Regions from separate parts of the Homo sapiens genome. Here region 1 is linked to region 2. A link is a contact called in ENCODE Hi-C or POLR2A ChIA-PET data. All regions are on one chromosome and are shown on one strand. The core of a region is the stretch at or near the end of the contact, and the rest is flanking DNA. Distances in the headings are between cores, read along the strand shown.

Region 1 (5,453 bases), core at 2,479-4,978, 200 kb after region 2:
ACTCATCCCCTTCCCCCAACCAGTAAGGACTCTCTTTTAGAATATTTTTGTTAAAGTGCTCGTTGTTTTTGTCTCTCACATTAAAACACCCTTCTCATTGGTGTCCTGCATATCATGTCTGCCTTCTCCAATCTATTTCCATAATGCCATAATGTCATAGGTTATTACTTTAAAATTACTCCAATCATTCGTGTTACTACCCTGCTGAAAAATCCTCAATAACTGTCAATTTCCCAAGAGTTGCCTAAATCTAGGTGATGTCACTTGTTGGAATCTCCATGTCATACCATATGACAAGGAGAGAGTGAATCAGCCAGTTTTCTATGTAAAGAATTAATCAATCCCTAACTTGGAGGACTTAGCCATAACTTCTGTTATTATATTTACTGCATTCTATTGTCATTATTTTGTTAGATTGAACTCTTTTTAATGTATTACCTTTGATATTCTTCCCAGCACCTCCTAGACCATTGTGATACAGGAGACTTTTTTTGAGGGAATAGTTGAGGAACCTTGGCAGTTAAAAAGACAGCGCTGGAAATCATTGACTTGAAGGGCAGACTGGGCAGCCAGTAAATTTTGGGTGCTATGTTGTTTTTAAAAATCATTTTATACTTAGAGGGGCTAACTTAAAGAGAATAATCTGGAAGACTAAATATAGCCTTTAGTTTAATTAGGAAATAGCTTCTGTTGAACCGGCAGTGAAGATGTGATGAGGAGAATGGTAAGAGTAAATTCATTATTTATTCTTTTGGTAGGAATAAATTCATTATTCTGAACTCCCTCTGACTTATTGTATACCGTGCTTATTCCATCAGGGCCTTGCTGTTGTTTTGCTCAGAGACATAGCTATTTAAGTGTAAGATTACATATTTTTAGAAATAATACAAGCGTGTGTTCAAATTAAGTTTATTCTTTAGAGGGTTTTTTTAAATGAAAGTAGAGCTCCAAAAAACACCTTGTAAAACTTCTATTACTGCTATTCTAAGGTAGTATACAGGCTAAGTATCCAGGAGATAGAATAATTTAGTCTGTGGAGTAACTGTTAGTTTATTGATTAATGTTTATAGCTTGATGATGTGGTATAGATTTTGAGTCATTCTTTAGCATATTTGCTCATATTATGCTTTGGAAATATTTTAAATTAAGCCTTCTGACTTCTTTGGTCCCACAAGGTTAGCCGTAGGCTTGTATATTGTTAATTCAGGGAATGTTAGTGGCTGGAGTAATAAACTCAGAGGCTATTGAAAATTTGTAATGATTTTGTTGTATTCATATGTAATTAGACCCTGTCATGCTCCTATTTAAAACCTTCCAGGGGTTTCCCATTGCACTTAGAATGAAATCTGAATGCCCTCCTAGGCCTTCATGCTCAGCCTTATCTCCTACCCCTCCTCCCCTTGGTAGCCTTGCTTCCGCTACTCTGCCTGAGCATGAAAGTGCATGATCTCCTTAGGCCTTTGTATTTGTGGTCCCGTCTGTTGGTAATCTTCTTTTCCAGACCTTCAGATTTTTTTTTTTCTTCAGGTTTCATATTAAATGTCACCTCCTCAGAGCAATCTTCAGCAGTCTCCATTCCTCTCTAGTCACCTATTCCATTACACTATTTTAACTGTCTCCATGGTACTTGTCACCCTGCCTCTTGTTGGTCAGTAATCCTCAGGAGAGTGGTTGCCTTGCTGTATGGTTTACTTACTGCAGTATCCCAGTGCATGGAGACACACAGCAGGTGCTTGGTGAGTGTGCAGAGGGATGAATGTCATCTGTATCATCATCCTCACTGAAGTAACTGACAGTCAGAAACAACTTGTGACTAAATAGGTACTAATTGATATGATTGTCTGTTTAAATTACTCAGTAATTGATTCAGCTTTTCATTACGTAGTACAGAATTTAATTATGGTAGAAACAGATACTGTCTTTTGTGGCTGGAGCTATGCAGATTACAGGGTTCTGTCTCGTATTCAATTTGTCGGGTCATGATTTCTCATCATATCAATTCTTTAATGTAGCTAAATAATACTCTTCTTTTGGTTTTAAGTTTCGATTAATTCCAGAGGTGTTTTGGGACTTGCTGAAGTATCATCAGGCCATGTGTTCTGTTTTTTTTGAGTTAAAGCTTGGCTGAGGCAGGCTGGTAGATTGAGAGCTCTCTGGGCTGGAGGTCAGGAAGCCCAGCCTCTGGTTTTAGTTCTGCCAGTAGCCAACTGTCCACATGAATATTTTGGCCCTCAGTTCCCTAATTTATAAAATAATAGAGTTGAATGAAATGGTCTCAAATGTTAGTCTTTTTTTAACAGTGTATAATTATGTAATTCTGGGCAAGAACCAGTCATTTTGCGCTTGTGGGAATTTTTATAGGTTGTATGCGTATGTGGTATATATGATAGTTGTCCAGTTACCATTACGCTTTTCAAGAAGGAATAGTCGAGTTTGTTTTACTTAACTGAACATTAAAACATCTGAAGGATTCAGAAGTGGTCTAGTTTATTTCAGTTTTTGTTTGTTTTCATTTTTGTTAGTGGCTGCAATAAGAAATACTGTACATGATTTATTGGGCATATTGATTTAAAAATTGGCAGTATTATTTAAGTGGATAATAAAGTTTTGTCTTAAGGATACTTATTTGGCCTTCTCACAGTTTGAAGGTTCTCAACCTTTTTCTTCTTTGGAAGTCATTTGAGAATTTTATGATTGACTTGGCCTCATGTGTCCTACTTTAGCACATCAGTTTTACTTAAGGTTCATATCATTCTTCATTGACATTAGATATGCATCAGTTTTAAGAAATCTTATAGAATGCTGAATGTTCCATTCCGTGTTCTGTAGTTCAGTGCTCATCAGAATCACCTTAGGATTTGTTAAAACATGGATTGCTGCTCCCCACCCTGAGTTTCTGATTCAGTAGGTCTGGAGTGGGACCTGAGAACTTGGGTTTGTAAGAAGTCCTTAGGTTATATCACTGCTGATCCAAGAACCATGCTTGGAGAACCTCTGCTGTAGTTTGTCAAATTCTTTATTTGCATGTGCTGGCAGCATTTTGATTAAGGAGTCTTCCTTACTGTATACTGATGCATCTCAACAATACACCTTGTGGTCCTTGGATTCCCTCATGCTATATGATACCTCATATCCTCTCCAGCTTCTTGGTTAGTGTGATACATAACACAGTTTTCAATGCCAGTGGAACTCTTAACAACAGGATGCTGCCAGTAACTTTAACCTTCCAGGTTGTGTGTTTCAATGGGAAAAGCATGCATTTAGACATTTGGGTTTATTCTTGAGAACACTGGCTTTGGAATCCAAAAGGCCTTGGCTCAAAGGTTAGCTTTACCACTTATTTGACTATTTGAGTTTGGGAAAACTATGTAACTCTTCTAAATCTTAGTTTCCTTAATTTAAAAATTGTTGAAATTTTATATTTGCCTCATAAGATTTTTGGGAGAGCTTAAGTAAATTAGATAAGGTATATAAAGTGCTCCGTAGATACTCAATAATTGATGGTCTTAGAAAAGTTTGTACATCAGTCTAAATGATTATAACTTTGATGTGGCTTTGGACAAATTTTCTCTCCATTTCATGTCTTGCCTTAATGTGGGTTGCTCACCTAACCTGCCTACCAGGGCCTCGCCATGGACAGTAGACAGGTGTCTGCTTCATCTTACGTGTTTGGAAATGCTATGTCTTGTTCCTGTCTAACCTGGCTCTATCACTGGGCTCTCAGTTTTGGCTCCTGGCTCCACATCAGGCCTTTCCTGCCCTGGTGACCTGTTGCTGCCTGTTTCTCTGACGCTCACCTTCACTTGTGAGAGTCACTGGGTTCTGGAGTGGTTTTGTATTCCTCTTTCTGGCTCCATGTGAAAAACAGTGTGATTAGAGGTATATCTCTACCCTCCCACCTGGGATAAGATGATTTTTTTTTTCCACCAAATTAATTATGTTAAATATGTGTGATTTTAATTTATAGTCAAACTGTCTTCTGCATTTTAAGCTCCAGTTTTAATGCTGCATGTTCATTAGAAACATAGCCTCATGAAGATAACTTTGATTTATTGTATTTTCTTAAAAAGGGCCTATATTCACCAGATTTTCATTAGCTTGGAATACATATGAGAAATTTTTAGCTGTGAGTCTTGCTGATTGGAATGAAGATTCCCCTAAGAAACTGTTTTAGTGACTAATAAAAGTTTTGTAAGAAAGTGCCAGTTGCCTCCATCACAAATAACACTTGGTAGCAGTGTTGGAGGTTCAGTGACTTGTCATTGTTTCACATTCTTTTTTGTTATGGTCATGAATTCTCTGTTGTCCTAAGTCCTATTGTAATATGTTTTCAGCCATACTTTTGATTTCATGCTTTTCAGATGCCAAAGGGGTTTGTCTTTGTTACATATTTACGCAAACACTTCGCTGCCTATTTCCTCTTCACTTTACTGATGCTCCTCTTGCTCAACTGGAGGATGTCTGCCAAGAGGCATGAGTCTGCCTGTGCAGGTGTCTCCTAATCCTGATTTTTGCTTGTATTTGTGAACATGTGGCAAGCCTCTTCTGCTGAACCAAGTAAGGGTTGTGGAGAGAGAACAGAGGCACCAGACATAGACTAAGGTGTAAGGAGCAAGATGTAATAGTTTAACTCAATTGGATTTTTTAATTGGGTGGAATAATTCAGGGTTGCCACACAATATTATCACCTAAAAAGATGTGACTTACTGTGAAGGATTCAATACTAAATAATGGGGCTCTCTCTGCCATATATATTCTTGCTTAAAAGTATCTTAGTACAGTGCAGACATATTATATACAAATTTAATTTACATGAATTCAGCTATATGCACTCCATCTTTTATATTAACTATAAGTGTTATATATGTGACAGAATTCACAAATGAAGGAATTTACAGCAATAATTTCAATAATATGTGATTTTATCCTATTCACTGACTTTAATATCTATCCCTAGGTAAGATAGGGATAAATCTCCTATCCTATAAATTCTTACCTGTAAATTATTTGAGGGAAGGAGAAATAACAAGGGGTAGTGACTCTTGGCGGTGTTAAAGATGGCATAGCAAAAGGCAGTGCAGTGGTAATTTTTGACAGATTAAGATCAGATGTTTTCGGGGCAAAGCGCTATTTGTTTTTTGACTTCCAGTGGTCTGTTTTTTGACATCTGTTTGTGCTGTAGTAAAATTAATTTATTTACTTTTATAATGTTTTAAACACTTAGCCATAGTTTGGGTTGCTTCCAGCTCTCATAAGTAAATCACTTTGATGAGAGTTTATGAGAATCTTTAAATAATTTAGGGACCAATAAAATACTGTTCTTGCCAGAAGATAGAAATGATACCCATCAATGGTACTCATGCTAAAACTTAGTGAGTTAAAAGTATTTGTTTTCAGAGTTTTAAAAAAAAAAAAAAAAGATGAGTCACGTATAGTTACTAGGTCTTGATTCT
Region 2 (5,654 bases), core at 910-3,409:
CTGAACTTTATTTTCCCTAGATGTAAAATGAGAATTGCTCTTTTAAATTATGGTTCAGTGGCCGGGCACAGTGGCTCACTCCTGTAATCACAACACTTTGGGAGGCCAAGGCGGGTGGATTACTTGAGGTCAGAAGTTTGAGACCAGCGTGACCAACATGGTGAAACCCCGAATCTACCAAAAACACAAAAACTTAGCCGGGCATGGTGGTGTGTGCCTGTAATCCCAGCTACTCAGGAGGCTGAGGTAGGAGAACCGCTTGAACCTGGGAGGCGGAGGTTGCAGTGAGTTGCAGTCACACCACTGCACTACAGCCTGGGTGACAGTGAGACTTCATCTCAAATAAATAAATAATGGCTCTGAAGGTTAAATAATCTATGGGAAAGGTCCAACATAATGAAATAGCACTGAGAAGCCACTCAAATTCTAGTTGAATTCAATTTTGATGAACAGGGAGATTGTAATACTATTTTAAGAGACAGGGCCAGGCACAGTGGCTCACACCTGTAATCCCAACACTTTGGGAGGCCAAGGCCTTGGGCAGATCACTTGAGCCCAAGAATTCAAGACCAGCCTGGGCAACATGACGAAACCCCATCTCTACAAAAAATACAAAAATTAGCTGGTCCTGGTGGTCTATGCCTGTAGTCCCAGCTACTCAGGAGGCTGAGGCAGGAAGATCGCTTGAGCCCAGCAGGCAGAGGCTTCAGTGAGCCCAGATCATGCCACTGCACTCCAGCCTAGGTGACAGAGTGAGACCGTGTCTTTTTTTTTTAATAAAAGGGAAGATGTGGACGAGAACAGGTTTGGGTAGGAGTGATGGCAGTGATTCTTTGGATGGTGAGGAACCTAGCAAACATAGCTCTTCATTAGACTAAGATTAGTTAATTTTGCTCTATGCACTGATGAACGATATAGAAGCTATTCCTTACCCTCGCAGATTAAACCTAGTTGGAAAGCTTGCCAGTTAATGGTATGTATGGACTGTACAGACATGCCGAGTCATAACGGTCATGATTATTCAGTACCAAAGTAAAAGTTTATGGCAAGGCAAATCTACATTTAATTTTTTATGTAAGCACTAAGAATCAAATTTTTCTGAAAAGGTTCCAAAGAGATGAGAAAGCACGGTGTAAAATACCTGTTTTCTTAACAGCACCTAGTACTTAACAGCACCATCCATTTGAGCTTGGAAGACATCTTTTTCACTTCTCCATACTGATTGCAAAAGCATTCTAAGGTTAAGGCAGTGAAACCATATGGAGGCAAGCTGTGACAATAGTTCCACCCCATGACACTCCCATAATCTTAAAAGAATAAAAAAATACTGACCCCCCCCTCCACCCAACCCCACCCCACCAAGAGGGAGGGCTCATTGATTTCCAGAGCAGTGAGTTTCGAGGTGTGAGATATGAAGAAATGGGGTCCCTGCCTGGAAACGTAGTCACGACATCTCTACATCTTCTTCTCTTTAGGGGAGGAGACCAGCTGTTAAAGGATGAGGGGCTCTGGGGTCCCAGGGCTGAGAGGCAGGTGTCAGCTCGGGGTGGAGGGAATGTTTTAACTGGAGTGCCCTCGCCCCTTCAGATGACCCTGTGCAGAGAGAGGACAGGCCAGGGCGGACAACCTTGTCTTTCCCTGGATGCTCATTAACGTATTGGCTTGCTCAGGTTGGATTCCTAGGGTCAGAATAACATCATATTTGATGTTACCGCTGCTTACAGATACAGCTGTTGTGCTTGTCCATGCAAAATTTCCCTAATTCCTAAACGCTGTCCTCTGTTGAAAAATGTAAGCCCCCTGAATTGGAACATGGGTACACATCACCTGAGTTCTGTGTGTGTATGCAAATGTTTATCAATTGTGGAAGCTTTGGAATTGGGGGTGGTTTGGGGCTTCCTCTTGTCTGTTCTGTAATGGGGGCACATCACACGTGTGGGGACCGGAGACCCTTCACGCAGTCACCTCCGCCTGCAGAGAATGCGGGCCTTGGTCACCAGAAGCTCTCAATCCCATGATCCGGTTTTGCTCTCTGAAATTTGGCGGTGGGAGTTGTGGTGAGGTGGGGGGTTGGGTGGTTCTTCATTGTTTTTCTTTTTCCTCTTGCAGTTCCAATTTGAGCCGCTGTGAAAAAGGCCTCCACCAGCCTCTCACCAGAAGAGATTGCTCATTGGAACGCAATGCCACCTGGTGGGGGACGAGGACAGTGCGAGCAAGCAGATGTTATTTCCTACTGACCTAATTTAGAGAACATTAAACGTAAGAGAGGGAACATTTGGGGTTGGAAGCCTGTGCCCAAAACCTTAAAGAGTGCAGGCAGCTGGCCATAAAAGCAGCTTGAGCAAACCCCTCATTCAGCCGTTGAAATGTGTGTGTGAACACTTTAAAGGTTTCCTCTGTGCTTTTCCTGCGTGCATTTGGTCATCACAGCTGTGAAGTGGGGTGGGAATGTTTCCCCTCGTTTTCTAGGAGAGAAATTTTGGGTTCAGTGAGACGAAGTGCTGCAGACAGGCCCATGGTGATGCTCAGGCCTCTGCTTGAAGTTGGTGCTCACTTCCTGGCACCACTTCCTGCCCCCACCAGTGCTTCTGGCAGAGCCCAGGGCAGTGGCTTTATGGAACTGTGTAAGGTGATAGGAACCCACAGGTGGAATGGCCGTGTGGCCTCTGGACTGAGGAGGGCTGGACCAGGTTGTGGGCACGCCTGGAACACACGCCACATCCTATCCCATAGCGAGGCCTCTTCCTTGTGGCTCTCGAAGGATTTGAGGACGCGGGAGGGTGAAATGTTTCCAGAGAAATATCCAGGACTTTTAGAACTAGGCTTTCAAAAGCATTTACCTGTCAGATAAATTCAAGTGGCATCAATGCAGATTTTAAATGTGTACAGATATCTCCACTCGCACGCTGAGTTGTGCTTCACACAAGTTTTGCGCACGGAGTATTCCATTAAATCTACTGAAGCAGTGGGGCAAGGAGAAAGGAGAGGTGACTGCTGATGTTTTTAAAGCTCTGACAGTCACATATAGATTGTCCCAGGTACCCCTGCTGCCCCCAAGACACTCCAAAGGCAAAGATGGATGGTGACAAAGTAACCTTCATGCAGAAACAAGAACAGTCACCCCCAACAACAAGCCCTGCTGAAGGTGAAGAATGCCACCAGGCTGCCTGGCAGTTACTGAGTGCTTATTCCTGCTAGCCTATTGGAGTCACGTCATATTTGTTACATGGTAACTTAATTGTGCCTTCCACGCCTTCACAAAATCAGTTGTACAAGAGAAGGCACCCACCACAGTCCATGTGACCTTTCTCGGTCTGATTTACATAGTGGGGATGATGACACTCGCGTTGTAGAGTAGTTGCACGATTAAACCTGGCACACAGACATAAAGCACTCAATGTCTGACACATAGTGGACTCTCAAGAAGTTTGTCATGCAGGGGACACTTGAATGCCCAGTATGGGCCAGACAGCATCAGCTCATTTCAGTCCCACAGCCCTGTGAGGGAGGAACTCTGCCCTGTTTTACAGTTAGGGAAATTGAGGCACAAAGGCTAAGAAGTCGATATCCAAGGGCACAGAATGATTGGGTGACGGTGAGCCCAGGCAGTGTGACAACAAGGTTGCTGCCCCACGCCACCTCTGTCTTTCGTGGGTATGTCGGTGTGAGGTGTAGGCAGCCCTGCACTGGCATTCAGCAGGCGGGACTCCCGGGCAGGCTCTTCTGCGAACACTCATGGGCCACCAGCCCTTTCTGGAACTTGCCTTTTTTTTTTTTTTTTACCTGAAAGCTACGTGAATCGTTGGTAAATTGGTGTAAAAATGGAACTGAGTCATCTCAAAAGTTCCTTTCAGTTCTAAAATTCTGTGAATTGAAGCCTACTTTTTCACTTTAAATGATTTATTGGGTTTACAGTTCTTTACGCTTTCTGATTGAACTGATTTGAAGTTCTTATTTCGTGTGTTGGGGAACACACCCCCAACCCGTCACAGCGTGGCCGTGGGTGGGAGATGGACGTTAGGCTGGCCAGTCACTAGGGGGCAGCATCAGCACGGGTCTGGCTGTCCCTGGCCTTAGGGAGCAGTTTCTGCCCCTCCTGCCCCGTCAGAAAGTCTCGGACTCCTCTCTGCTTGCATGTGTAAAGTTTTCATTTTCAGGGGCCTTTTAGTCAAAAAAAATAAAGCTGTATGACTTAGTGCTGAAGGATATGAATTAGGCGTAGCTCTTGGGTTGGCAGCATAAACCAAGGGGCATCAACCCACCACCGACAAGCTAAGAATGGTTTTTACATCTTTAAATGGTTGAAAAAGGAAAAAGAATGTTTAGTGACACGTGAAAAATACATGAAATTCAAACTTCAGTGTCTACAAATAAAGTGCATTAGCACACGGTCGTCTTGCTTCTCTATGTGTTGTCTGTGGGTGCTTTGTCTTATCCCAGCAAAGTGGAATAACTGGGATGGAGACGCTATGGCCCTCGAAGCCTAAAATATTTACCGTCTGTCCCTTACAGGAAAAGCTTGCCATAATCAGCCTCATCTGAAGAAAGATGCACTTCGCATTATCTTGAAGGTCCTGATTTTCTGGGAGGAGGGACTCGTGCCCTCCTTTTCGGGCTCTGCTTTCTTGGCACAGTCAGTAGTTTCTGGCGCTTAAGAAGGCACAGACGCTAAGTGGGTGCAGTGAGCCCAGGCAGTGCGCGGCACTGAGCGGTTAGGAAGTTGCTGGTTCTTATGCACAGTCATTCAGCAAACCTTGGCTGGGAGCTCAGCCTAGCGAGGGGCATCCTAGCACCAAAGATCAGAAAGAATGGGGAGGGGAATGAGGGAAGGACTTTCAAAGGGCGTGTTTTAGTTGAGCCAAGAAGGAAGAAGTGAGCTTTTCCTTAGTGAAGAGGTGAGAGATGGCAAAGGAAACAGCATCGCCCAAGGTGCTTCTGGGAAGAGTAGCTAATGGAGAGTGCGCTGGGTGGGGGAATGAAAGACTCCAGGTCCTGCTGCAGGAGCTGGGAGGCGGGGTGGTCCAGAGACAGGCAGGGGCAGGCAGGGGCTGCAGGCACCTGCTTCACCGCGGGAGGGAGCCAGGAGAAGTGGGTCCCAGAGGAAAATCTTCCTGTACACGGGCTGCATTAGTGGTACCTGAGGGCATCTGGAAGACCGTGGTTCTCCTTGCAACAGTCACCTAATGGCCTTCAGTGAAAAGACAGACTCCTTGACTCTCTCTTTCCCCAAACACATTCCTACAGAGTGGAAGTTTCCAGAGAAAACAGCCATCAAAGAAGGTTGAGAGTGAGAATTAAGAGACACTGGAGAAGATCAAGAGAATGTGCCCTGAAGACAACAACAAAAATCAATAAAAGATTTCAAGAATGAAATGGCTGTTGTGGTCACGTGCAGTAGAGATAAGGAATTATTCCTCGGGGTCACTGAAGCTAAGAAGACGGGTGCTGGGGGATGGGGGCAGCAGGGGAGGGGATGAGGGCAGGGCTGGAGGAAGACGCCTAGGCAGATGGGAGCTGTGAAGGTGGAGTTGCCCGTTGTACTTGGGGCAGGCGGAGGGTGGCCTGATGGTGTCCTTTATCCCGGTGACATGGGGGAGGCAGGCACTGAGGAGAGGGACCAACGTCTGGAACTGCTGCTTGGATCAGGGAGCCGA

The links. Hi-C counts contacts between places; a loop is a spot of excess contacts on that map. ChIA-PET counts read pairs that join two places held with the same protein, here RNA polymerase II (POLR2A). Pooled maps may share reads with other maps.
Region 1: a loop to region 2 is called in a pooled map, with 2.7 times the contacts of the local background. The contact joins two enhancer-like sites. A Hi-C loop is called at or near these places in 1 of 168 maps with a recorded cell type or tissue (dorsolateral prefrontal cortex) and 11 of 50 pooled maps. POLR2A ChIA-PET finds 5 or more read pairs at or near these places in 2 of 52 experiments (CD8-positive, alpha-beta memory T cell and WTC11).

Annotation. Positions count from the first base shown.
Region 1 is chr18:62,777,748-62,783,200 of GRCh38, forward strand. The region is part of intron 1 of PHLPP1 (PH domain and leucine rich repeat protein phosphatase 1); the gene reads left to right. Among named protein-coding and RNA genes, the nearest start is that of PHLPP1, 65 kb to the left of the region's middle. Within about 2 kb of position 3,729, at least 7 of the 41 ENCODE cell types and tissues checked have a DNase peak (open chromatin) inside an H3K27ac peak, as active enhancers do.
Region 2 is chr18:62,582,337-62,587,990 of GRCh38, forward strand. It overlaps a transcript of ZCCHC2 not described here. Among named protein-coding and RNA genes, the nearest start is that of ZCCHC2, 62 kb to the left of the region's middle. RefSeq lists enhancers at 1,864-1,923, 3,789-3,968, 3,840-4,134. Within about 2 kb of position 2,160, at least 5 of the 41 ENCODE cell types and tissues checked have a DNase peak (open chromatin) inside an H3K27ac peak, as active enhancers do.